Linked DNA regions of Mus musculus: regions 2 and 3 are each linked to region 1. Evidence: chromatin loops called from intact Hi-C (ENCODE). Cell type or tissue: heart. All regions are shown on one strand. Each heading gives the region's core, and the rest is flanking DNA. Links, peaks and the distances in the headings are about the cores only. Region 1 overlaps Gm12216 (predicted gene 12216). Region 2 has its middle 4.6 kb from the start of Mir7671. Region 3 has its middle 17 kb from the start of Il5.

Region 1 (7,258 bases), core at 1,233-6,232:
AATCCACATTTATTTTTTTCCCACTTTAGAGATTTTTAACCACATTTATCTGTAGCCTATTCGTGTAACTGTCTAAGGAGTGGAAGGGAAAGGCTCAAACACGTTTAAGAATTTCCCCTGGCTCTCTGAAGATGCACAGTGAAGTGGATCTGCACAGTAACGCTTCCCAGGGGCTCACATTTCTCCTAAGTATACTTTGGAATCCCTGCTCTTCTGGTCCTCAGCTGACCTTTCCTGGCACAGAGACCTTCTGGAATATTTGCAGATGCTGAAGTCACTTCCTCAGGTTTTGCAGCGTTTACTTTAGCTCAGTTAAACCAAATGCTCTATCGCTCTGTGTAAACTTCCTTGTAACTGAAGGCTCCTATAATAACCCTGCCCTAGAATAGGAGACTGGCTAGAGGAACATGGAAATTGAAATTGAGCTGCTGAGCACCAGTGATGTAGCTCCGTTGGCAGAATGCTTACCCACCTGCACAAGAACCCTGATGTTCCATCATCCCCTCCACTGCACAAACCCAGGGATTTGGAGGGAGGGATGCTGGAGCCACAGCTCAGTCATTAAGAGTACATGCTATGCAATTATGAGCATTGCAGCTTAAATCTCAGCACCCACACCACATGCTAGGTGTCCCATGCCTACTTGAAACTTAGCTTTGAGGGCACTGGAGACAGAAGGATCCCTGAGCTTCGCAGCTCCAGTTTCAGGCAGATACTCTGCCTCAAAGGAATAGACAGAAAATGATAAAGGTGGGTCCCTAGTCCCCTCTTCTGGCCTCTGCGTGCACCCCATCACATGAACATGCAGAGATAGGCAAATCTAAAAATTAAAAAGTGTGATAGCAAGCCCCTCTAATCCCCCAGCTTGGGAGGCAGAAGCAGGAAGATCAAGATCATGCTTGGTTACTTGAGTTTGAAGCCAGCCTGAGAAACATGAGACCTTGTTTCAAGAACCAGTGTGATGGAGATATGGCTCAGGAGTTACGGCTCCTCTTCTAGAGGTTCAATTCCCAGCACCCATATGGTAGCAAACCACTGTCTGTAGCTCTAGTTCCAGGGGATCAGTGTCTTCCTTTGGCCTCCATGGGCACTGTATACATGTGCTATACAGACCTACATGTAGGCAAACATCCATACATACATGTAAAATTTAAAAACAAACAACAACAAAAACTTGAGAGTTTGAGGGATGGCTCAGTGGTTAAGAGCACTGGCTGTTCTTCAGAGGAGCCAGGCTCAATTCCCAGTACCCACATGGTGGCTCATGGTTCCATCACTCCTGTTCCAGGGGCTCTAGTGCTTTGTTTTCTGGCCTCCACCTGCACCAGGCATACACATACCATTTGCAAACAAACCATTTTTATATATTAACACACATACATACATAGACACACACACACACAGAGTGAACTTTCCCCTGCCCCTAAGTCTGCCAGATTTGCCATCTGCAGGCAGGCCTTGGTCTCTTTATGCTCTTAGAATCCAGTTAGGCCCCTGTGACCCTGCATGCAGCAAGGGGACTGGAGCAGGGGGCACATTGCAGGGAAGCAGCCTTCCTAATCATCTCCCAGTCTTTTCCGGGTACTAGAGCTGGCTCTTCACTGAAGCGAAGGCTGCTCTCTGACACACAGCCTCATCATCTCCCACTGCTGCTATCCAGGTCTTAGGACCTGAGTTCGATCGCACATAAGAGAGAGAAGCAAATTCCACAAATTGTCCTCTGTCATTTGCTCATGCACACACCACTCGGTGGCTTAAAATAACACAGTCATTATTTAAGGGTTCTGGAAGAGTCTGGCAGTATCGAATTCTTTCAGGAACCCCTAAGGAGGAACTGTGATTAATACATTCACCTGAATGCTCTCTCCTTCTCAAGACACTCACTCACATCTGCATCACCCCCTTGTCTGTGTGCAGGAGCATATGACAGTCTCAGGAATTCAGACATCCACATCATTGGAGAGATGATTGCCTTTCAACTCACTACCTAGCATAATCTTTTAAAAACACACATCTGAGCACATTATTCCTCTCTGCCCAGGACCCTGAGAGTTGCTGTGGTTCACAGAGGATACGACTGTTTGGCATCAAGTGCACTGAAAGGCTGGCCACGCCCCTTCTTAGCCGCCTGCTGCCTCCACACCGCTTCCTGTCTGTGACCTAACCTGTACACAGAGCATGCTCCCTACTGCAGGTCTCCACCCCACCCAAGATGTCCTCACTCTACAGAGAGTAGCAAATATTCCTGTGGTAACACTCTAGGCGGCAGGGACCACAGTTACTATGTAAAGACTCCATAGGAGCTAAGAGCCTGGCTAAAGCTTGCCTATGATTGTATCCCTAGCAGGTGCCCGACATGCAGTTGCAAGCAAAACCTGACATGGTCAGGGAGCTCTTGAAGACAAAGGAATATACACGAGATTTGTTTGTTGATCTCGTTTTCTACCGCCTATACTTTGCTCGTGCTCAGCATGTGTGTCTGTGAGTGTGCATGTGCACATGTGTATTATGGATGTGTGTGTGTGTGTGTGTGTGTGTGTGTGTGCATATACAAGGCATGGTGAATGTGTGAAGATCAAAGGACAAGTTCAGCCTATGGTCCTCACCTTCCACTTTGCTGGAAGCAGAGTCTGGGTTGGTTGCCTCTGTGCTGTGCCCTCCTGGCTAAGTGGCCTGTGAGCTTCTGGTGATTCTCCTGTCTCATCTCCTGCTTCCCCATAGGAGCGTTTGGAGTATAGATGCATGCACCACTGCACCTGGCTTTACATGAGTTCTGGGGAATCGAACTCAGGTCTTGATGCTTGCTTGTTTGCTTGCTTGCTTGCTTGCTTGCTTGCTTGCTTGCTTGCTCCTGTGCAGGTACTTACCCACTGAGCCATTGTGTAGCTCCTGCTCCGCATTTACCATCTTTCCTGTGTTACCTCTAGTAGTAGAGTGGAAGCCCTGAGAGGAGAAATTTATCTTGTGTGTATGCATCTCTCACCCCAAATACCAGGGCGGTGCTGTATTCGTGAAGATGTGGGAACAGCCTCCAGGGTACTCAGCATCTCCAGGTTTCCATTTCTCACCAACCTCTTTGAAATCAGCTGATATCCCCATTCTTCATTTTAATCACCCAGCCTAATTTTGACATTAGGCTGACTGGTGGAGACCTTTTAAAAAACATTCACCTGTTGCTCTGAGGATTCAATAAATGAATAAAAGCCAAGCATGTGGTCTACAGCTGCGTGTGGGTTAGCTGCTGTCATTAAGAAATGTCTGTGGGTTGGTGTGTTAATCTTAGCTCTTGGAGGGCTAAGGCAGGTAGATCTCTGAGTTGGAGGCCAGCCTGGTCTATACAGTGAGTTCTGTGATAGCCAGGCTATGTAGAAAGACTTATCTTGGGGTTAGGGGGAGAAAAATAAAAGAAAGAAAAATTGGATGGGACTGGCAAGCTTGCTCAGTGGGGTAAAGGCACTTCTCTTCTACCCTGATAATCTGAGTTCAATCCCCAAGACCCACAGAGTAGAAGGAAAGACCAAATTCCTGAAAGTTGTCCTCTGACTTCCACACACACGCTGTAGAGCATACATGCCAACACACACACTCCCCTCCCAAGTCGACGAATACATACATGTAATATTTTTTTAATGTTTATACTTGCCAGATGTTGCGGCACTTACCCCCAGTCTCAGCACTTCGTAGGATGAGGCAGGGGGATCACAGGTTTCAGGCCAGCTTTGATATCAAGGTCTAAAAAATAAAATTTAAACAGCAGCTAGGTGTGGTGGCCTGTGCCTTTTAATCTCTGGAGGCAGAGACATCCAGATCTCTGTGGGTTTGAGGCCAGCCTGGTCCACAAAGCAAGTTCCAGGCCAACCAGCGCTACACAGCCCAGTCTCAAAATAAAAATAAAATAAAATAAAATAAAATAAAATAAAATAAAATAAAATAGAAAGGGCAGGGAGGTAGGGAGGGCCAGAAGAGCTTGCTTTGGTGGGTGGCTTTAGCTGAGTGCTCTGGGTCAGTCTTAAGTGTTTCTATGTCTGGCCTGCAGGTGGCAGCATGCCCCGGGCCTCCTTGTGATGTCAGGAGGCTGGACAGCCAAGAAAGAAGAAAATGGACTCCCTCCTTCTGAAGACTTGCCTGGAAGCCAGCCCCGAGTGAGTGTGAGCTTTTGCAGCCTCCTGCGTTAGATTGTAGGCGCTGATGTGAACCACATGTGTTCTGTGTTGGAGTTGTTAGTTGATATTCACAATTCGTCTACAAAACCATAATCTGTGAAACCAGCTATCTTTTTAATGTTGCAGGGAATGAAGGACTCCGGGTGGGAGTGGGGAAAGTGCACCCCAGTAGCTCAGCAGGTGTGTGGTATGTTGGAGTGTGAGGTATCTGTGCTAGGCTCTTTAGTCGCTCTCACAGCTGCTCTGTAGTGCTTCAGGGTCCACTGGGGACTTATCCTGGCTCACCAGATCCCGATTTCTGTCAGCCCTAAGGCCAGACTACTCCCTTGATCACCCCACCCACAACCCATTAGTTTAATAGCTTACTTACCCTAAGACCTTATTTGTGCTTCAGTCCTTTGAGGGGCTGGAGAGACCTCAGGGGCTGCGAATGCTTGCGGGTGGAGAACACATCCTTTTCTTTCTAGAGGACATGAGTTCCGTTCCTAGCTCATAACCCACCCCTGGAACTCCAGCTCCAGAGACTGATGTGTTCCTCGGGCCTCTCATGGCACACACACACACAGCTGTGCACATGCACAGGCACAAAAAATAACGCTTTAAAGAAAACTCAGTGGACTTGAATGGGCTGGTGGTCTATTTTTTTTTAATCCCATTTTGTTAGTGTTTCTACCAAATGTTGTATTGTTGTTGAGATTACCTCTGCCTTTTCATGCCAAAGTCACTGCACCCCTCCTTCCTTCTACCCGCCCTCCCTGAATTTCACCTGCTGGGCTTGGTGTGATGACTGTCCCTCAGCTGCGATCCCTTTAAGTCCCCACCTGAGAAGGTTCCTGTGACATCAGCAGCAACCTTGGTGGTCCCTGTTGCTCAGCCCCAACCTGGGTCAGCTTTGCTCCACACTGTCTTCATCCTATGGAATTCCAGACACTCAGCTGGAATGTTGGATCTTAATTTTACCAAACACCCTGCTTAAGAGAGAGGTTTTGCTGGGCGGTGGTGCTGCACGCCTTTAATCCCAGCACTTGGGAGGCAGAGGCAGGTGGATTTCTGAGTTCGAGGCCAGTCTGGTCTACAGAGTGAGTTCCAGGACAGCCAGGGCTATACTGAGAAACCCTGTCTTGAAAAACAAAAAACAAACAAACAAAAAAAGAGTGAGGTTTTTATGGTTGGAAGAAAGAGGTATTTTGTAAATCAAGTTTGCTTTTTGTCTTTTGCCTAAAATTACTAATTTTTAAAAAGTATTTAAATTTGGGCCTGGGCATAATAGTTCATATCTTTAGTTCTAGGGCTGCAGGCTGATCTCTATGGGTTTGAGGAAACCTTGATCTACATAGTAAGTTCCCAGACAGCCAGGGCTACGTAGTGAGACTCTCCAAGTATGATCGCTGTCTTCAAACACTCCAGAAGAGGGCATGGGATCCCATTACAGATGGGTATGAGCCCCATGTGGGGGCTGGAATTGAACTCAGGACCTCTGGAAGAGCAGTCAGTGCTCTTAACCGCTGAGCCATCTCTCCTGCCTTCCAAAACAACTTTTTAATTGATGTATTTTGTTTACAATCCAGTTTCTTTCTCCCTCTCCTGCTCCCTCCTACCTTCACCCCTCCTTCCTCGCTTTGTTTTTTTTTTTGTTTTGTTTTTGTTTTTGTTTTTTTTGAAACAGAGTTTCAACAGTAGCCCTGGCTGTCTGAGAACTCACTCTGTAGACCAGGCTGGCTTCCAACTTATAGATCTGCCTGCCTCTGCCTCCTAAGTGGTGGGCTTGAAGATGGGCACCATGCAGTTTAGTTCCTTTCTCTTCTCTCTCTTAAATTGTCTTCATTTGTTTGCTGTTTCATTTTGGCTATCTGTGGCAGTGGGTTTATTCTCAAGCACAGTCAATAGCCTAGAGAAAGAATTACTACCAGGAGGAGGGGGATGGACGTGGGGTGGCTCAGCAGGCGAAGGTGCTTGCCGCCAAGTCCAGAGACCTGAGTTCAGTCCACAAGACCCACATGGCAGAGAGAGAGAACCAACTCCCACAAGATGTTCTCTGATGTCCATTGTGGTGCTTACAAGTGCACACAGACAGGCACACAAAATAAAATGGAACTTCAAACATGTTTTTTTTTTTTTTTAAAGATTTATTTATTTATTATATGTAAGTACACTGTAGCTGTCTTCAGACACTCCAGAAGAGGGCGTCAGATCTCGTTACGGATGGTTGTGAGCCACCATGTGGTTGCTGGGATTTGAACTCTGGACCTTCAGAAGAGCAGTCGGGTGCTCTTACCCACTGAGCCATCTCACCAGCCCCCAAACATGTTTTTAAACAGCTAATATTAGGGCTGGAGATGTAGCTCAGTGGTAGAAAAAAAAACAACGGCTGGTGGTGGTGGTGATGTTATTCTTTAGTTAGAAATACAGAAGTCAGGGCTAGGGGTGTCACCCAGGGAACTGGCCTACCCTGAGTTTCATTCCCAGCACCTAAAAAAAATGAGAGAGAGAGAGAGAGAGAGAGAGAGAGAGAGAGAGAGAACGAACTGTGACTTACAGAACAAGTTAGGATGCCCCAAGACCCCTGGTTTCTTACCCCTTTGGCCTCCAGTGGATGGGAGATGAACCACATTTGTCTTCATACTGACCAGAAAAACAAAGTGAAATTAACGAGAAACAAAAACATAATCTTCAAACTATACCTGACTTTAAACTTACTATCCTTTATTCAACTGTCTGTCCCGTTTCTTTTAACCCAAATTGTTGAAACACCCTGGCCAAACTTCCCTGATCTGCATGATTCAGATTTTACTGGTTAAGGGTTGAAGTCGCATCACAAGAGCCAGAATGCTTGCCTAGGATGTCCAAGTCTGCATGCTTCGGCCCCAGCACCACAAAGTTAACAAACAAATTACCAGTTAGAGGACAGATGGTGCAGCTAGCTGGTAAAATGTGTCAGATTCCATTCTGCAAACTGGAAAGGGTTGTTGGTGGTGGTGGTTTGGTTTTGAGACAGGGTTTCGTCTCCCTGGCTATCCTGGAACTCCCTTTGTAGACCAGGATGGCATCAAACTCACAGAGACCTACCTGCCTCTGCCTCCCAGGCTGGGATTAAA
Region 2 (7,258 bases), core at 1,482-6,481, 92 kb after region 1:
TTATTGTTTGTCTTTGCATGGAGACAAAGTCTCACATACCTGAGACTGTTGGACTCAGGGTGGAGCTGAGTATGTATGACCTTGAACTTGTGATCCTCCTGCTACCACCTTTGAAATGTGGGTGACTTTGCCTGGTCTTTGCAGTATCAGGGTTTGATGCAGGCTAGGCAGACACTAGTAACTTAGCCCCATCATCTCCAGTACATGTGTGTCCATGCATGCCTGTGTGCAAGCTAGGGTTTCCAGTAGCCCAGGCTGGCTTCAAATTCCTGGGTAGCTGAGGCTGGCCTGGACCTCAGGATCTTCTCATCTTCCAGACCTCCTAAATGCTGGGATACGGGTACCAGCAACTGTGTTGGTTCATATCCACTCTTTGCTCGCTCTTTTCCTTATCCATTGGGAAGATTTCTCTGGACATGCTCAAGAAGAGCATCGCCCTTCCGTCCTGTCCAGCCTGCTAAGCTCAAGGCTAGAAACAACCAAACTTAGAGGCGGGCACAGGGACAACAGTCAAGCTGAGTGAATTGGAGGCATGGAGTGGAACTGGACTTTTGGATCCAGTCCCCTGGCCCCTTGCCCAGTCAGGTCCTGCAGATGAAAGAAGAGTCCCTCTCTAGGAGTGGACTCAGCCCCTTCGTGAGTGACTGAGCCCTACCCTCCTGTGGGTCCTTGGGCAGCTAGCAGACTGTTCTCATCCCTAAGGAATGTGATTTGTGAGCTTGGCCACTTCCTTCTGTCCTCAGAGGCTGGAGCTCCCTGCAGCCATGGATGGCTGTGGGTTGGGTTTGAATCTGAGCCAGGAAGCTTGGCAGGGAAGGGCCAGGATGGTGTTTTGGGGGAGTCAGAGTATAGTTCCCTCCCTTGCATCTTCAATCCAAAGAAGAATCTGGGGTCAAGGGAGGCAGGGTCACCCCAAAGCGTATATTTCCTTAAATCCTTGGATCTCCCTCTTTGCAGCCATGGCTTTCAGAAAAGCAGGAATCAAACTCAGTAGACCTCCAGCCCCTCCTGGTCCAGAAGAGCTGGGGTCGGGGCTGGCAGTAGTGGTGACCATCTGAAGACAAGCAGATTGTCAAGAGGGAGGCAGGCAGATAGGTCAAGTGATGGCCTTTGCTTTTTTCCAGCCAGGTTCAGGATTGCCATGCCTGCAAGAGGGCTAAGGAAACTCTAAATTCTGCAAGAGCGGAGCTTGTGCTATGCCCGCAGACCCTGGTGACTCAGCCTGGGAATCCCGATGCCAGGGCCTGCCCCAGAGATGAGAGTGCCTGGCTGCCATGGCAGCAGTTGAGGGGGCCCCAGAGAGAATGTTTTATTGTACCCCCTTTCGTGGTGAGGCAGCTTTGTTTTTTATTTTTTTTCAGATTTAATTTTTAAGATCATTTTTATATGTATATGTATTTTCTTGCTCCTCTCCTGCCCCCTCTTGCACGTGTGTGTGTGTGTGTATGTAACATACTCAAACATGTGTGTGTACAGTGCTCAAAAAGAGACCAGAGGAGAGTGCCTGATTATCTGCAGCTGGAGTTTCAGGCTGTGTGCAGGGATCCTAACCTGGAGTCTCTACAAGGGCAAGTGTCATTACCACTGAGCCAGTATTTCTGAGTTAAAGAACCAACTGACCCTAGCTCATAAAACAGGCCTGGGAGCAGGCCTAAAAGTGTCTGTGCTGGGTTTCACTAGGGGGCATATTTGTGTATGTGTGTGTGGGGGAACAGGACAAGAGGAAGGTGCATCCTGCTTGCTACTGTATCCCCAAGGGCCAGCATAAAGCAGGTACCCTATGGGAAGTAGTGAAAGATGGATTGGAGGGAGGGTGGATAGGAGGATAGGGTAGGGGATGTATAAATGGGTGGGTAGGAGGGATAAATGAAGAGAAAGATGGATAGAGTGGAGGCTAGACTGATAGGCAGGCGGATGAGTAGGAGGAGAGACAGGTAGATGGATGGGACAGTGGATGAGGAGATGGGTGGATAGATGGTGGGTGGATGGATAAATGGATCACTGCGAGGGCAGGGAGATGGTGAACTCAGCAGGTCTTAGCAGTATGTACATGTTCCCTGAGATAATCTTAACAATAAAATAATTTCTACAAAAAACGTACGCTGCCCCGGTAGTAGGGAATGAAGAGTGAGGCTTCTCTGCGTGGCACTGGGGTTGTTTCTGCTCTGCTCTGTTGTTCCAGCGGGACCTCTGCTCCCTTTCCCATCACCTCCCCCCAGACCCCCTTTCACCCCTCCCAACTCCCACCCCCACCCCCTCGTCAAGGTAAAAGAACAGAAGACAAGGGCTTTTAGGTTCATGCTAAGTGGCTCTCTTCCTTCCCTGGAAGGACTGGCTGAAGGGAGGACTAATTAAGACCGACGTGCGAGATTCCAGTCCTTTTTCGAGATTCCAGTCTTTCTCCACCCCAGTGTTAAGATTCAGACCAGACGGGTGTGGGCGGCAGCCTCTGTTTACTGGGAAGAAAATAACAAGCCCCCTACGGGGAGCAGTTCTGTGTTTAATCCCTCGCCCCGCCGTCGCTGGGGCTCCAGGTGCCGTTCTCACTTCCCCTAGGAAGCTCACAGCTTTCAGATCACTGGACTCCAAGGGTCATCAGAAGGCTACTAGTGGAGATGCTTCCTCCCCAGGAATTCACCCCCTCCACCTGCTGCTACCCAGGACACAGGGACAGGCCGGCTCCAGCTCTAAAACCTCCTACCCATTTTCTCTAAGACCCACAGAAGGAACTCCCACTCTACCTTCCGAGCCTGAGCCTGAACTCTCCCCACGATCCCATATGCTGCTTGCTTGTGTGTGTGTGCGCGCGCGCGTGTTTACAAATCTAATACACTACCAAAACAAAAAACACCTGTCTGGCAGCAGGCAAGAGGTTGTCAGAGGCCCCCACACCCACCCTGCCTGGAGAGTCAGGAAGAAAGACTTGCTGGCTTCCCGCTGGATGAGTGACAGGCCACAGTGAGGATCATTTTGTCAGCCAACCAGCACACAGTGCTGCACAGGGAGTGTCCTGGAGGACTGGGCTCTATCAGTGAAGCCAGAATGAACTATGGCATGCTGGGAGAAGAAGCTGTGAGCCAGGGGGGACCTGTAGTGACTCGTCTGTCATTCTCAGGAAGCAAAACCCATGCCTTAAGATTCCACAGGAATAGAATAGAGTGCCTTGGACAGCCGTGTGTGAGCCGGGGTGCCAGTCAGTGACTTAGGCAGCTTCTTGTAGAGCGGGGACTCCAGTCTGAAGACTTAATGCGTCTGATTGACCGTGGGTTATGTTGTTCAGTAAGACAGCCATCACTAGCCTATATAGAAAGTCTGTAAGGGTAGAGGGAACTTGGTTACCTCCCACAGAAGGTCCAAGTGTACTCCGCTTACATGTATGTGTCATACCTGGAGTGTGAGGCCAAGAGACAGATGCCGAAGGGGTGGGGACAGGGTGCCTCAGCCAGTGTTCACAGATGGCTCCTCTGAGGAAGTATCAGTCTAACCAGGCTTGAAGCATGAGGCAAAGTCCACAGACCAAGGGATAAAAGAGGCCTTCGTTGGGGGAGGACAGCAGAGAAAGGCCTGGAATTTAGGCCTTTTCCCACATGGCTTGTCCTGGCTGCCTCAGAAACGCTCCAAGGCTGCAGAGGAGGATTGCCCACCAGACCTCCAGGGAGAGGCAATCTGGGAATCAGCATTTTTAAGGAAGCAGGGACCAGCTCTACATCTGTGTGTGCCTGAAAGTTAGTGCCTCCTTAAAAGTTTGTTGTGACTGCCTCACCCTAGTCCAAGACCCTGCTGCACCCTAGAGGTGGGGAGGGTAGCAGCAGACGCTTCTAAGGGACCCTCCGTGGAGGATCAGGGGTGTGACTCTGGTTTGTTTTGTTTTGACTTTTTTATTAAAACAAACAAAAAACCAATCACATTCACAGATTTATGTGAGGATGAGAGAAGGTACCCACCACCCTGTATGTGTGTGTCAGTTGGAGGACAACTTAGCAGAGTGAGGCTCTCCTTCCACCATGAGGGGCCAGAGTTCAAACTCAGGTAGGCAGCTGGCAGACGCGCTTTAATCTTCTGACCATCTCATGAGCCCCTGTAAGTCAGGGTTTGCCAATCCTGGGTATCTTGATCAGAACCAGAAGACAGGAATTTGAGTGTGGTTGGGAGGCAGCAGAGGCAGGAATGAAGCCTTTGGGCCTTCCCCAGGCCTTCTCTCGTTCTGGGACATGGTTTAGAGAGTAGAGCAAGAGGTCAAAAGGCCTCAGCTTGCCCCAGAAATGCCCTAGTAATTGGTGATCGCAGCTCGAGGCTAATGTGATACCCGAAGATTGCTCGGTCTCGTCCTTTGCACTCTGGCTCTGTGGGTATGGCAGAGGAAAGGGAGAAGATGGTGGCCTGTGCTGCTGGGTGGGGCTTGTCAATTGGTCCACAGTCCCTCTGTTGTCCAGCAGAACTGCAGTGCCCTCCTGCCTTAGATCCCCCTGAACTTCAGCCCCTGTGGCTGCAGCTCCCCCTATTGGCAAGTTTCTTTTTTTTGTTTTTTGTTTTTTGTTTTTTTTCGAGACAGGGTTTCTCTGTATAGCCCTGGCTGTCCTGGAGCTCACTTTGTAGACCAGGCTGGCCTCGAACTCAGAAATCCGCCTGCCTCTGCCTCCCGAGTGCTGGGATTAAAGGCATGTGCCACCACGCCCAGCTATTGGCAAGTTTCAAGAACTACAGTTCCCTTTTGGGGGGGGGGGGGAAGCAGGTCTAAGGGTCCAGGGAAGAGATAAATATATGGGGCTAATGCTGCCAAGCTGGCGCGAAGGGCAGGCATGGCAGGTGGACTTTGGCTAAAGCAGATAGGCTTGTGCCTCCTGGTAAACAGCATCTACTTCCTGCTCAATGGCCTTTGAACAGATGCCAGAAAGGCCAGGACCCAGGCAAAGGTGGAGATGGGGTTTTCTAAGGTAACTGCTAAGGGACAACAGTTCACATGGAGGTCCCCACCCTTTTATTGTCCACACGACCCAAAGAAAATATTCATGAGAGGCTGAGCCCTAGTCTCTGTCCGTGGGTGCAAGCACACCCATAGTTCCCCTGAGCTAGACCCGGGATTCACAGGCTTCATACCGAGCTGGAGAGCTAGGCCTATGGAGGGCCTTTCCCTCCAGCACTATAAAGAGAATAATACCAGGGAGTGGAGGCACGCACCTTTAATCCTAGCACTGAAAGGCAGAGGCAGGCAGATCTCTGTGAGTTTGAAGTCAGCCTGGTCTACAGAATGAGTTCCAGGACAGCCAGGGCTACACAGAGAAATCCTGTCTTGAAAAACCAAAAGGAAGAAGAAGAGGAAGAGGAGGAGGAAGAGGAGGGGAAAGCTTTGGAGAACATTTTAAAGATTTATTTATATTATTTATATGAGCACATCACAGCTGTCTTCAGACACACCAGAAGAGGGCATCAGATCCCATTACAGATGGTTGTGAGCCACCATGTGGATGCTAGGAATTGAACTCAGGACCTTTGGAAAAGCAGTCAGTGCTCTTAACCACTGAGCCATCTGTCCAGCCCCTGGAGAGCATTAAAGTCAGTTGGAACTAAATATTGAGTTGGAGGCTGGACTGAAATATATGAGACCCTATCTCAAAACAAACAAACATCTGGGACTTTGCCTATAAGGACTGAAGCCACCCCTGGCTCTTAGGAGTACAGGCCAGGGCTTCTCCCAAGGAAACTTCTGTCACTAGCCTTGGCAGTGTGAAGGGGACTATTGTATTTAGGACTCGGAGTAGACCTTGGCAAACAGCTCCCAATCCTTCATAGGGCATCGAATGCTCTACACAGCAGAGTCTCAGAACTCTCAGCCACAAGGCTCTCAGTCATCTAGGACAAACCTGCAGGAGGAAAGGACAGTCTCCAGGAAGACAGCAACCTGGTGCCTGGCTGCTGGAACTGCTCAGGTATACGTGGACCCTCATTCTGCCTTCAGGCCTGGTGCATCCCCTGAGAAGACAGAAGCCATTAGTGCCAGGAGCTGTGTCACCAGTGTGAGGAGGCAGAGCCATCACACTGGGACTTAACGGGGAGGGGAAATCAGCTCACAGATACCAAAAAGATGTGATGCTCAGAGAGCCATGTGGCCTCAGAAGGCTCAGATTTCTTTTAACAAACAGGTCTGGGGAAGTGGCTGTGGTTTCACAAGCCTGTCATCCTAGCCCTTGGAAAAGGAAGCCGGAAGCTTGGGAGTTCTGGACCAGCCTGAGCTTCCTGAGACCCTGTCTCCCCAAACCAAAAGAGAGTTGGGAAGATAGCTCATTGAGTAATGTGCCTGTTGCACAAGCAGAAGGACTGGGTTCTGGTTCCCGGCACCCATTAAAAGGGCTGTACATGCCTGTGTCCTGGTGTTGGGAAACCAGGCTGTGTGGAAACTGGGGATGCACAGGTCAGCCAGTCTAGCCGATCTGTGAGCTTTGGGTTCAGTGAGATGCACTATCTCTAAACAAATAAATAAGATGGAAGCCGGGTGTGGTGGCGCACGCCTTTAATCCCAGCACTCGGGAGGCAGAGGCAGGTGGATTTCTGAGTTCGAGGCCAGCCTGGTCTACTAAGTGAGTTCCAGGACAGCCAGGGCTACACAGAGAAACCCTGTCTCGAAAAACCAAAAATAAATAAATAATAAATAAGATGGAAGGAGGTAGAGGAAGGTACTGCAAATCACAAACACAAACATGTATAGACACATTCATAAGAACACATATCCACATACATGCATACGCATGTGCACAAACTGCAATGTTAAAAACAGGGATAGGAAGCCTTTGGGCTGTGTTGCTAACTTCACCATCACATTTTGTGTATTCTGTGTGGGCCTGACAGCCCCAGCAGCCAAGGTATGCCTGACTGTCCCTGGGGTGGCACACTTGTACCAGGTCAGGGTTATTGTCATTGGGTCACAAAGCTCCCAGGATGTGCTGGGTAAGCTGATCTCTTCTAGCTTTTTTTTTTTTTTTTTAAAGATTTATTTATTTATTTATTATATGTAAGTACACTGTAGCTGTCTTCAGACACTCCAGAAGAGGGAGTCAGATCTCATTATGGGTGGTTGTAAGCCACCATGTGGTTGCTGGGATTTGAACTTCGAACCTTCGGAAGAGCAGTCGGGTGCTCTTACCCACTGAGCCATCTCACCAGCCCCTCTTCTAGCTTTTTAAAAATGTATTTGTTTGTTATTTGGTGTGTGTGTGTGTGTGTGTGCACGCATGCGCGCACGTGCATGCGAGCATGAGTGCAC
Region 3 (7,258 bases), core at 1,415-6,414, 110 kb after region 1:
AGTTTGAGGCCAGCAGCCTGGTCTACAGAGTGAGTTCTAGGACAGCCAGGGCTACACAGAGAAACCCTGTCTCAACACACACACACACACACACACACACACACACACACACACAAAGATAATAAGATAATTTACTTACCTTAAATGATTTTCAAAAGCTTCTAGGAGATGTTAATTGGCTAAGACCTCACCTTAAGCTCACCACAGGAGAACTTAAATCTCTGTCTGTTTGTATTCTCAGGGGGGATGCAAATACTAGTTCCCTGAACAATTAACCAATGATGGACAAATAGCTTTGCAGAAAGCAGAGGAAGGTATTAGCCAACAGCAGATACATTATATAGACTATGAGCAATGGTTGACTGTTTCACAGCAGTCCTTAGGCCAAAGGGACCATTAATGTGGATCCATTTTTCTTTGTCTCCAAGTAAAGTTTGCACGCCCTATTATGAAGCTGTTGCTGTGTTAATACAGAATTGTAGGATAGAGTCATGAAAGTATTTTGGCAAAGAACTTGATGAGACATTTATTTCTTATTTCAAACAGCAGTTAAATTGATAATTGCAGGATACTGATGTTTGACCTATTGCATGACAAATTTTTTAGGCAAATTTGATAATAATTATTCAAAAGACAAGTTGTTAGAATTTGCCTCTGTACATACTTTTGTATTTCCTGTAAATGTACACATGCAGCCCATAGAGAATGCATTTACTGTATTTACAAACTGCTCATCTAATGGGAGAGAAACATATGTGATTGGATCACATGTTTATTCTCTCGAGTTTCAACCCTGCTTCACGAATAATTGAATTACATGCTGTAGCTACTGTTTTTGAAATGTTGAAAAATCAAGCTTTTAATTTGTATACTGATAGCCAATATATAGCTCATGGTTTACAATTGCTTAAAATTGTTCCTTTTTTAGATACTGATAATTCTCAAATTTTACAGTTACTTATACTGATACAGCTTAAGTTAAGAAACATGTACTGTTCCTTACTTTGTAGGACATTTAAGGGCTCACACTGGATTTCCTGGACCCCTGGGCAATGGCACAGCAGATTTGTATCCCAGGCAGATTATAGGCCTTACAGGAACAATTAGCCAAACAATCTCATTCTTTACATCATCAAAACAGTAATAGTTTGAGACAATTTGGTATTTCTAGAAAATACACACATCAATTTGTAAAGACTTGTTCTCAGTGTCCTCTATTTCTTCATGTATCACATAATGATGTTAATCCTTGAGGACTCCTACCTAATCATTTATGGCAAATGGATGTTACCCATATTTACCTATTATCCTAAAGGACAAGGTATTGTGGAACAAGCCCATGGAACTTTAAAACAATATCTTCATAGAAAACAAAAAAGGAGGAATTATATCCCTATTCACCACAAAATTATGTAAATCACACTTTTTATTTTAAAATATTAAAATTTGGATGCCAAGGAAGTCTCTGAGTGTGGGAGGAGCATCTACTGGCGCTTCTGCCCTGGTTTTGCAAGAAAAAAATTACGAGTTCCTTATAACAGCAACAGATACTGATATAGAAAGGATAGAAATCTCTGTTTCCCATTTGCAAGAATCTCTAACCTCCTTATCTGAGGTAGTGCTTCAAAACATGAGAGGACTTGATCTTTCATTCCTTCAGCAGGGAGGATGGTGTGCAGCCCTCCATGAAGAATGCATCATTCAGGAGTTAGTAAAGGATTCTATGGCTAAAGTTCAAGAAGGAATAGCAAAAACGAAAAGAGAAAAAGAACAGAATCAGAGATGGTTTGAATCTTGTTTCTCCACTTCCTCATGGTTTACAACTTTAATTTTTACACTGCTTGAACCATTAATTATACTTTTTTTGCTTTTAACTTTGGGACCTTGTATCTTAAACAGATTGGTTGCCTTCATACAGAACCACTCTCGGCAAGCTCAGCTATCTATTCACCATGGCAGTTACCCATCGCTATGAAGAAATGCATTGAGCGCATATTCATATATCCTTCGTGGCTTTGGTCTGAATGGGAAAGAGTTTGCTATAGAATCCGGTAGTCAGAGATGGGTAAGAGTGTTCTTGAGGTCCTGTCAACCTAAGACAGAGACATACATCAATGCTATTCTTTTTTTTTTTTTTTTTTTTTTTTTCGAGACAGGGTTTCTCTGTGTAGCCCTGGCTGTCCTGGAACTCACTCTGTAGACCAGGCTGGCCTCGAACTCAGAAATCCTCCTGCCTCTGCCTCCCAAGTGCTGGGATTAAAGATGTGCACTACCACGCCTGGCTCAATGCTATTCTTGATCTCCATGACCGGTAAGAAGGAGCAGTATAGACACTGACCTAAGACAGTCACAGTCACCTGGCCACTCTTTACCCTAGATGGGATTCTGTAAAACAAGTAAATCTTGTGGAGTTATCCGCCTTGGTTGCACATGCAAGTTCCCACAGGAACATAGAAGAATAGACTGCCTATTGACCTTGCTTTGCAACATAATCCAGCTGAAACAAAGGATGGGTCTGTGGGCTCTCCCTATATAAACCCAGTGCTGAAGATTAAATTTGGAGCCTTGATCAGAACCTTGTCTTGGGTTCATTCTTCTCTCACCCACCCCACCCCCCATTTCTTTTTCATTTCCAACTCCCTTTTCAGGTAAACCTAGTTTGTCCATGGTCGCTGGATGGCTACAGTCTCTCACTGTACTGAGAGCTCATGACTAGAGGCCAACTAGCTCACTCCTGTCTTTGTCAGTCCAGCACTGGGATAACAGGTATGTGCTGGTTTTACAAATAGATTTTGGGGTTCTATTTAGGTCCCATGCTTATGATATATGCACTTGATAGACTGAGCCATCTTCCCAGTTCATAAATACATATTTTTTATGTGCACGTAATACCTTGCTACTGTAAAAGTATTGCCTCTACCAAGATACCACCATTTATTTACTTATTTATTTATTAATTTAATTTATTTATTTAGACAAGGTTTCTCTGTGTAGCCCTGGCTGTCCTGGAACTCACTCTGTAGACCAGACTGGCCTCGAACTCAGATATCCACCTGCTCTACCTCCTGAGTGCTAGGACTAAATGCATGTGCCACCAAGCCCAGCTAGGATATGGATAACTATTTTAAGTAGTTTTAGCACGTGTCTACCTTACGTGTTTCCAAGAGCCATGATAACCCCATTTTTAAAATGAGGTCCCATGAATAACTCCTTGTCTACAAATCTGGTATTTAGGACTCTTAGCTCAGTGTTCTCACAAGTTTGGGAGGTGAAAGCCATGGGAGAAACAAAACAAAATAAAACAAGACAAAACAAAACAAAACAAAAACAAAAAATAGGGGTGGGGTTGGGAGTAGGGAGTAGGGAGAGTAGCCTGGTGCTGTGTTGTTATTGTTATTGTTAAAGCCCCGACATGGTGCCCTCTAGTGGCATGTTGTAAAAAGCCACCCGGTCTCCACACTGTCTCTCCTCTAGTGGTTGAGAATGCCTTCAGTGTACAATGATAGAGGGCCGAGTAGGACAACCTTTCCTCCGCAGAACTCCCACTGCTTCCTGCTGGAGGATTAGGACGAGGGCAAGTGATTTACTTGTGTTTGTTTATTGAGACAGACTCTCATTGTGTAGCTCTGGCCGGCTTGGAACTCACTGTATAGACCATGCTGCCTTCAAATTCGCAGAGATCTACAGTTCTCTGTCTCCTTGAATGCTGCCTTCTCTCTGCATCTGAATCAGACTGATGCTAGGCATGGGCTGGTGTAAACTGGCAGAAGGTTGCTTATGTAGAAGGCAGACCTGGATCCCAGAACTCTGGGGAGGAGGTGAGGAAGGCTGGTGTCCAGCTATTTGAAGGCCTCTAAAGTGGGAACAATGAGGGGAGTGGAGTGGGCGCTGAAAATTAACATATCAGCCACCAGGGGGCGGTGTTGGATCTCGCCAACGGCCTGCCCAACTGGAAAGAGCACGGAACTTGGAACTTGGCTTCTTTTCTAATGTAGCAAAAGCACCTCAGCTTCTTGAGGGACAGCACTGAGCAGCCTCCAACTGGTGGGAATTTCGGCCACAAGAGGGAGATAGTGAGCTGAGCTCGTGGTTTCAAGGTTGATCTATTTTCTAAAAGACTTCAAAAGGCGAGCTTGGTGATGATACAAGCCTGGAAAGCCCAGGGCTCAGGAGACAGAGACAGGAAGATCACTCAGTTTAGGGGCCAATGACCCCTTGACTCAGAATAGGGGTAGGCAGTTGCATAGTGAGAATCTGACTGTAAAATAAAGTGCAGGGGCTCGCCATACTGCTCTCACAGAGGACCTGAGTTCTGTTCTCAGTACTTTGCTTACAACCGCCTGAAACTCCAGTTCCAGGGGATCCCGTGCCCTCCTCTGACCACCATGGGCACAAACACTCACATGGCACATATCCATATGAACACACGCGTGTACACACACACATGCATGCACTCATGCATGCACACACACACATACACATATAATTGTTTTGTTTTGTTTTGCTTTGCTTTGTTTTTGTTTTGTTTTCAAGACAGGGTTTCTCTTTGTAGGTCTGGCTGTCGTGGAACTCACCCTGCAAACCAGGCCAGCCTCGAACTCAGATTTGACTGCCTCTGCCATTCTAGTACTGGGATTCAAAATGTGCCACCATTGACCAGCAGTAAAATATTTTTAAAATAAGTTGGAGCCGGGCGTGGTGGCCCACGCCTTTAATCCCAGCACTCGGGAGGCAGAGGCAGGTGGATCACTGAGTTCGAGGCCAGCCTGGTCTACAAAGTGAGTTCCAGGACAGCCAGGGCTATACAGAGAAACCCTGTCTCGAAAAACCAAAAAAAAAAAAAAATAAATAAATAAATAAATAAAATAAGTTGGGCATGGTGGCACACACTTAATTCCAGCACTCATGAGACAGAGGCAGAGGCAGGCAAATCTCTGAGTTTGAGATCAGCCTGTTCTACATTGTGGGTTCCAAGACAGCTAGGACTACACAGAGAAACCCTGTCTCAAAAAATGTAAACTTTTTTTTTTTTGAAGAAAAATAATGAATCTAAAACAAAGTAAAAGAAAAAGAACAGGTCTGTTTGTGCTCAGGTGGAATTCAAAGACCAAGAGACAGCTGGTGAGTGTGGCTGTGCCAAGGGTCTGCGTTTTGTTAGGTTCCAGGACACGGCCAAAGCTCCTGACCGGCTAAGAAGGTCCACAAAACAAAACACGCAGCAGCGTCAAGAGAGACCTAGTGATCACCTCGACAGCACAGGCCCTGGGAAATTCTCGCTTTTTTGGCAAAGGCTTTGGACTTGGACCTTAGCAAGAGAGAATGTGATTCTCTTTGTCCAGCTTCGGGAAACTGAACACATGCAGAACACGGCGCTGTTTCACATCCATCGCACGCTCCTCCGCCGCACTCACCCTACCACCCTGTACAGCCGCTTCGTATGTGCGCTCACTGTCTCCCTCTACTGGAGACCATGAGCTAAAGCAGGGCTGTGTCTGATCCTGTACTGCCATAGATGCTCCTCAGGGACAAGTGACAGGTGGATGTGGAACATCAGTGCCCAGAGCCCAGTAGCCTGGGCAACTGGTCTGCTTCTAGTTGTGGCGATTCTTGCAAGGAGAGTCGCCTTGCTTACGAGCCTTCACACTTGGGATCATTCCTCACTTAGAAGCATAGATTTGGCCTTCATTCCAGACCACTGCTAAGAGTCCAGCCTGCCCGTTCGAAAGATGCTGAGGGCTCTAGGGGACCCTGTAAGCTGCCCTGCTTCCGCTCTTTACAGTGTTGTGAGCGTCTTTCTAGACATCCGAGAAACGGGAAGCATCGCGATGTATGGTGGGGTTTGAATAGAATGGTAGAAGACAAAACCCCATTTCTTCCAAGACAGAAAGAAGTTCCTGTTTGCTTCAGCTCCGGGTTTCTCCCACCTCGATTCAACAGGGGGAGGGGAAGTACCTTTCCAGGGGTAGAAAGTACTGGGTGGGAAGTACCCTTCCAGGGGTAGAAAAGAGCAGGCTCGGGCACTTTCAAACTGATTATTATGAAACCGGTCATATGTACGAGAGAAAACAGCACTCATGCCAACGACCTCAAACTCGATCAACTCAGAGGGCACCCCCTGCCCCACCACAGTGTCCAAATCCCCTCCTGCCAGAAGAGACATGAAACAGGTGTTTCCCCTTCCCTTCCTTTCTTCTCCCCTGACCCCTGAACCTCTGTGTCTTGACACTGCCTTGAGGCTGGCTTCAATCTCAAAATGTAACTGAGGAGCCCTTTGCACTTCTGGTCCTACTTCCGACGTGCCAGCACTGAGTATAGCGTGCTGGGGATCCAACCTAGAGCTTTGTGCACCCCAGGCAAGCACTCTTCCAAGGAAGCTACATCCCAGCCCCTCCTCTGAGTTAATCATTTCTTTGTTACCCTTTAAAGTTTTGTCACAGATGTAAATGTTCTGATATTATATATTATTTTATTTTGCCTATTCGGGGCAGGGGCTGCAGGGAACTTTTTTTGTTTGTTTGTTTCTTTTATCCTTATGGGTGCTTTGTCTGCCTGTATGTCTGGGCACCATATACAGAGTCCAGAAGAGGGCACCAGCTCCCCCTGGGTTACAGAATGTTGTGAAATGTCATGTGGATGCTGGAACTGGAACCTGAGTTTTCTGGAAGAGCATCCAGCGCTCTCAACTGCTGAGCCATCTCCTCAGTCCCTGGTAGTGAACTTTACTGGTGGTAATTGAGAGAATAGGGTTTCCTAACTTGTCTGGGTATCTGGAATGGAACTGTGAGGGTATATTCAGTGTGATGGAGACTGAATCCAGGCAGGGACTCCTCAGCAGCTGAGGGCCCCTCTCTTATGGTGTGGGTGGTCCATGGCTTCTTATTTCTTTTTTTTTTCTTTATTTTTTTGTTTTTGTTTTTTTGTTTGTTTGGAGACAGGGTTTCTCTGTGTAGCCCTGGCTGTCCTGGAACTCACTCTGTAGACCAGGCTGGCCTCGAACTCAGAAATTCTCCTGCCTCTGCCTCCGAAGTGCTGGGAGTAAAGGCGTGCACCACCACCACCCAGCTTCTTATTTCTTTTTTTTCCTTATTTATTTATTTATTTATTTATTTATTTATTTAATGTAATGTAAGTACACTGTAGCTGCCTTCAGATACTCCAGAAGAGGGCGCCAGATCTCCCTACGGATGGTTGTGAGCCACCATGTGGTTGTTAGGAATTGAACTCAGGACCTTCAGAAGAGCAGTCAGTGCTCTTAACC

The links. Peaks named below come from ENCODE experiments on the same cell type or tissue, not always from the same donor. Only the 100,000 strongest peaks of a DNase experiment are listed, where the experiment ranks them.
Region 2: it touches region 1 in a loop (4-fold over the local background); 37 of 42 quality-filtered maps call a loop at or near these places.
Region 3: it touches region 1 in a loop (4-fold over the local background); 21 of 42 quality-filtered maps call a loop at or near these places.

Annotation. Positions count from the first base shown.
Region 1 is chr11:53,846,889-53,854,146 of GRCm38, reverse strand. Gm12216 (predicted gene 12216) reads left to right here. Exons shown (of 4, transcript NR_033332.1): 2 at 4,037-4,142. It overlaps Gm30785 (a long non-coding RNA gene), which reads right to left. Exons shown (of 3, transcript XR_879845.2): 3 at 6,443-6,785. Among named protein-coding and RNA genes, the nearest start is that of Gm12216, 8.7 kb to the left of the region's middle. In heart, for the core only: CTCF peaks have their summits at 3,821 and 4,034 (motif pointing right); a DNase peak (open chromatin) is centred at 4,046; H3K27ac peaks cover 635 bases; H3K27me3 peaks cover 608 bases.
Region 2 is chr11:53,755,426-53,762,683 of GRCm38, reverse strand. No RefSeq gene overlaps it. Among named protein-coding and RNA genes, the nearest start is that of Mir7671, 4.6 kb to the left of the region's middle. In heart, for the core only: CTCF peaks have their summits at 3,798 and 4,480 (motif pointing left); DNase peaks (open chromatin) are centred at 2,633, 3,013, 3,603, 4,853 and 1 weaker place; H3K4me3 peaks cover 1,089 bases; H3K27ac peaks cover 1,747 bases.
Region 3 is chr11:53,733,966-53,741,223 of GRCm38, reverse strand. No RefSeq gene overlaps it. Among named protein-coding and RNA genes, the nearest start is that of Il5, 17 kb to the right of the region's middle. In heart, for the core only: CTCF peaks have their summits at 3,428 (motif pointing left), 3,823, 4,031 (motif pointing right) and 5,459 (motif pointing left); DNase peaks (open chromatin) are centred at 3,443, 3,933 and 5,433; H3K4me3 peaks cover 350 bases; H3K27ac peaks cover 304 bases.